Regions from separate parts of the Homo sapiens genome. Here region 2 is linked to region 1. The links are chromatin contacts, found by Hi-C or POLR2A ChIA-PET in ENCODE. All regions are on one chromosome and are shown on one strand. The core of a region is the stretch at or near the end of the contact, and the rest is flanking DNA. Distances in the headings are between cores, read along the strand shown. Region 1 holds the start of PPP1CA (protein phosphatase 1 catalytic subunit alpha). Region 2 has its middle 25 kb from the start of GSTP1.

Region 1 (2,576 bases), core at 28-2,527:
GCCCACTTCCAGTTCTGAGGTTACTGGCATGTAAAGCACCAACTCAGGGTTCCAACAAGAATTAAGGTTCATTTATCGTCTGCTCTTCTTTTTTTTTTTTTTTTTTTTGAGACAGTCTCGCACTGTCGCCTGGGCTCCACTTCCCAGGTTCAAGCGATTCTCCTGCCTCAGCCTCCCAAGTAGCTGGGATTACAGGAGGCTCCCATCATGCCCAGCTAACTTTTTGTATTTTTAGAGAGATGGGGTTTCACCATGTTGGCCAGGCTGGTCTCGAACTCCTGACCTCAAATGATCCGCCCGCCTAGGCCTCCCAAAGTCCTGGGATTACAGGCGTGAGCCACTGTGCCCAGCCACGTCTGCTCATAAAGTAATTATTTTTATGTGCACACCCTGCAATATTACTGTGCTACTCAAAAGCTAATTATGGGGCCAGGCTTGTTGGCTCACGCCTGTAATCCTAGCACTTTGGGAGGTCAAGGGGGGTGGATCACTTGAGGTTAGGAGTTCAAGGCCACCTGGCCAACATGGCGAAACCCCACCTCTGCTAAAAATACAAAAATTAGCTGGGCACAGTGGCGCACGCCTGTAATCCCAGCTACTCCAGAGGCTGAGGCAGGAGAATCGCTTGAACCCGGGAAGTGAATGTTGCAGTGAGCCAAAGTCGCGCCACTGCACTCCAGCCTGGGGGACAGAGCAAAACTCTGTCTCAAAAAAAAAAAGCGAATTATGGGACTTATAAGAAAATATTAATTTAGCATGCCCCAAGGACCAAAGTGCGCTGGGAATTCAGCCGTAGCTGTCTTTGAGTGTGGTCAGCCGCCTGGGCGCCACAGAGACCCACGAAGAAGTGGGGGGTCCTCCGTGAATGCGAGGTCCAGGCTGTTTTTATCTCTTGAGCCTCAGTTTCCTTTCCTGCACTTGGAGCAGTTAACCCTCAGTGCCTAGCAGCCGGTTATTAACATGTTCACAACACCTTCCACCCAGGGAAGGGGTGGGAAAGTCTGTTGGGCTTTTGAAAGAGAAAAACAACTTCCACAGTCCTTCCGGCCCCACATCCTCTGAACAGGGCTGGGCGCCTCCTCTGGGGCGTAACCAGCTTGGTCACGCCCCCGACAGACCCCGCCCCCAGCCCGCCGCCGAGGCCCCGCCCCCCGGGCCGCCGCGCCTCACGTCCAGCGGGGGCGCTAGAGGGCGGGGGACTGGGCGGGGCGGGCCCGGGAGGCCTGGAGGCGGGGCCGCGGGCCGGGGGCGGACTGGGGCGGGCGGAAGGAGAGCCAGGCCGGAAGGAGGCTGCCGGAGGGCGGGAGGCAGGAGCGGGCCAGGAGCTGCTGGGCTGGAGCGGCGGCGCCGCCATGTCCGACAGCGAGAAGCTCAACCTGGACTCGATCATCGGGCGCCTGCTGGAAGGTTGGTCGGGGCGGGGGAGGCCCGCGTCCGCCGCGCCCTGGCCCCCTGCCCGGCCCGGAAGTGGCGCGCGGGCGGGCCCCCGGGGCCAGCTTAGACTGGGCGGGGACGGGCAGCGAGGTTCCGTGGCCGCAGCTGCCCCCCCGCGGACGCGCCTGAGAGGTCCGGGGCCAGCTCCGACGCGCGGAGCAGCTCCCCCCCTCTCCCGGGCTGGGGGCGCACGGGTTGCCTGGGCTCTTGGGGCGAGGGAGAAACCCGGGAAGCCCGGTCCAGGAAGGGGTCCTGCGCTGTGAGGTTTTTGGTGGCAGCCCCCTGCGCACGACAGTCGCCTCCCGAGGCGCTGAGGGTAGCTGGGGGCTTCCCCTGGGAGGCTTGAGGCCGCGGTCCCGGGAGGCTCAGCAGCAACAGCTGCCTGTGGGCAAGGAGGGGCCGAGGAGGCCTAGGCGCCCCCGGAGGTATCCATGGGGCCACCCGTGTCGCCCACCCTCCTCCTGTCAGGGTCCAGGGTCCTGACACCCCATTGCGCCCCAGTGCAGGGCTCGCGGCCTGGCAAGAATGTACAGCTGACAGAGAACGAGATCCGCGGTCTGTGCCTGAAATCCCGGGAGATTTTTCTGAGCCAGCCCATTCTTCTGGAGCTGGAGGCACCCCTCAAGATCTGCGGTGAGCCCCCGGCCCAGGTCCCCTTGCCTTCCTAAAAGTGGCACTGGACCCCACAGAGTTCCTGGAGCCCTCCTCCCTTGAGCGCAGTCCTGGCCCTGGGTTCAGGTCTAGACCTTGCATCTAGCTTACCCGGTTCCCTGGGTCACAGGTGACATACACGGCCAGTACTACGACCTTCTGCGACTATTTGAGTATGGCGGTTTCCCTCCCGAGAGCAACTACCTCTTTCTGGGGGACTATGTGGACAGGGGCAAGCAGTCCTTGGAGACCATCTGCCTGCTGCTGGCCTATAAGATCAAGTACCCCGAGAACTTCTTCCTGCTCCGTGGGAACCACGAGTGTGCCAGCATCAACCGCATCTATGGTTTCTACGATGAGTGTGAGTGGTCTGAGCGTCTGGGGCTGCCCGGGTCCTGAACCGCACTCTTTGCCATTCAGTGGGACCTTCACATTGGCCTGATATCTGACAGACACTTGATAGACTGTGCGCTCCACGAAGGCGGGGCCCA
Region 2 (2,576 bases), core at 43-2,542, 160 kb before region 1:
ATATTTTAAATGGAGATGGGATCTCAGTGTGTTGCCCAGGCTCGTCTCAAACTCCTGGCCTCCCACCTCAGCTTCCCAAGGCACTGAAATTATAGGCGTGAGCCACAGTGCCTGTCCAGGAATTTTTGAGAAATAAGTTTTCTCCACTTCATTACATATTGTTTTTATAATGAGCAGTACAGGAAAAAGCTGGCCAAAGGCATCATCTGGGCACAGCAAAGAAGGCACAGAGGGCACCTGAGGTCTTCGTCAGCTAAGCATCCTTTGCCTCTTCCTTTGGTAACAGAACCTCTCTTTCTTGGAGGAACCAAATCCATGTGATTGAACTGAAAGTGACCACTTCTGCCAAGGGGATAGGAACTGCATTCTCCTAGCCAAAGTGATTATTCAGGGAGGGGCAGGACCCAGTGAGCCACGCCAATGAAAGGCAACCCCAGAACTCATCAAAGAAAGCCTTAAAGTGACTTGGCCATATTTGCCACCCTGCAGGTACAGGCTGCCTGAGAATGAAGCCACAGAGAAGTAAGCAGTGTAGAGAAAAAGAATGCTGGCTGGGTGCAGTGGCTCATACCTGTAATCCCAACATTTTGGGAGGCTGAGGCGGACAGACCACTTGAGGTCAGAAGTTCGACACCAGCCTGGCCAACGCGGTGAAACCCCGTCTCCACTAAAAATTCAAAAATTAGCCGGGCACCTGTAGTCCCAGCCACTCGGGAGGCTGAGGCACGAGAATTGCTCGAACCCGGGAGGCGGAGGTTTCAGTGAGCCGAGATCGCACCACTGCACTCCAGCCTGGACGACAGAGCAAGACTCTGTCTCAAAAAAAAAAAAAAAAAGAGAGACAGAGGGAGAAAAACAATGTTTCATGGGGAGGAAGAGTGAGAAATGATGAAGAATTTGATGGAGCTCCTGGATCCAACGTGCGTAAAGCAGAAGCATCCGTTATCTTCCAGTTAACTGAGTCAGCAAATTCGCCTTTGATTGGGTTTCTGCTGCTTTCAATCAAAATCAGCCCAATACAAGTCGAAGAGTGAGAATGAGGAGTGAGCCCCGCCCCTGCTGCTGTGTGTGGCACATTTGCAGGCTCTGGGAGACGCTGGTTAGAGTCAGGGACAGTCGACGCTGTGGACCCCGTAGCGTGGCCTCAGCAAGCTGGAGCTGGGCCCAGGCTTCCCAGAATGAACCAGTAATACAGCAGTCAGTGTGCCTCCCCGCCCTCCTTGATTCCTGAAATAACTGGTTAAATATAAATTGGCCCCACCCCACTGAAGTACTCAAGAAGGAGAAAAAACAACTTAGTGATAGCAGTGTAGTCTCCGTCGAGTGTTTCTGGGCGGCACATTCACTAGAAGTCACGCCAGTTGCAAGTCAGAAACCCGGTGCTGCATGGGGTATGCTGCGTGTTGCCAACAAGTGACTTATTTTATCATCTACATTGCAAACCTAGAAGATGCCTCTTCAAAAGGTGTTGTTCAGAGAACCCCTGATCCCGCGGGGCTGGAACATGGACGTGACAGGGATGGCATCCTTGGCATGGCAGAGAGAGCAGGGGGAGCCTGGGTCCCTAACACCACGGAGTGCCCATTGCTTCGTGCAGAGGACACCGGACTTGTTGCAGAGTGAAAACATACTTCTAGCTTGTTTCAGCTGCTGCGGTTGGGGGACTTTGTAACCTCAGTGGGACTTGTATCTGATTAATATACAACCTGAAGTGAGAACAAGAACCAAAGAGAAGTAGGAAATGGTTAGGATTTTTTTAGCCCCGGAAGGTGAATTTATTTCTGAAAACAATCTTTTGTTTTTCTTTAAATAAAAAGCGGCTTTTTAAAATAAAGAAACAGCCAAACTAAATACATGTTGGGCAAATATGTAAAGACTTTGGGCTGGGCGCAGTGGCTCATGCCTATAATCCCAGCATTTTGGGAGGCCAAGGCGGGCAGATCATTTGCGGTCAGGAGTTTGAGACCAGCCTGGCCAACATGGTGAAACGCTGTCTCTACTAAAAACACACAAAAAAGAGCCGGGTGTGGTGGCACACACCTGTAGTCTCAGCTACTCGGGAGGCTGAGGCAGGAGAATCACTTGAACCCAGGAGGCAGAGGTTGCAGTGAGCCGAGATCGCACCACTGCTCTCCAGCCTGGGTGACAGAGTGAGACCCCTCTCAAAAAAAAAAAAAAAAAAGACTTTGAAAGGGGCCAGTTGTGGTGGTTCACGCCTGTAATCCCAGCACTTTGGGAGGCCAAGGCAGGTGGATCACTTGAGCCCAGGAGTTCGAGACCAGCTTGGGCAACATGGCAAGACCCCATCTCTACCAAAAAAAAAAAAAAAAAAAAAAAAGACTTCAAAGGGACAATAAATTACTAGCCTATCTGTGTCCATATTTCATAGTCTAGTCCCTAATATTTAAAACAAATAGCCTTAAGACGATTTGTGTGCCATTATTATACACCCCTTAAGCATATAAAAAGGTAAAAACATGTTCAGTGTCATTAGGAAATGCAATTTTTTTTTTCAAGATGGAGTTTCACTCTGTCGCCCAGGCCAGAGTGCAGTGGTGTGATCTCTGCTTACTGCA

Evidence for each region. Hi-C counts contacts between places; a loop is a spot of excess contacts on that map. ChIA-PET counts read pairs that join two places held with the same protein, here RNA polymerase II (POLR2A). Pooled maps may share reads with other maps.
Region 2: a loop to region 1 is called in a pooled map, with 5 times the contacts of the local background. The contact joins the enhancer-like site here to the promoter of PPP1CA in region 1. A Hi-C loop is called at or near these places in 11 of 37 single-sample maps with no recorded cell type and 6 of 50 pooled maps. POLR2A ChIA-PET finds 5 or more read pairs at or near these places in 3 of 52 experiments (Caco-2, H1 and activated CD4-positive, alpha-beta T cell).

What each region holds. Positions count from the first base shown.
Region 1 is chr11:67,400,559-67,403,134 of GRCh38, reverse strand. PPP1CA (protein phosphatase 1 catalytic subunit alpha) reads left to right here and starts at 1,277. Exons shown (of 7, transcript NM_002708.4): 1 at 1,277-1,407; 2 at 1,936-2,067; 3 at 2,216-2,446. The coding sequence starts at 1,353. RefSeq lists a silencer at 1,016-1,795.
Region 2 is chr11:67,557,312-67,559,887 of GRCh38, reverse strand. No RefSeq gene overlaps it. Among named protein-coding and RNA genes, the nearest start is that of GSTP1, 25 kb to the left of the region's middle. Within about 2 kb of position 1,292, at least 10 of the 41 ENCODE cell types and tissues checked have a DNase peak (open chromatin) inside an H3K27ac peak, as active enhancers do.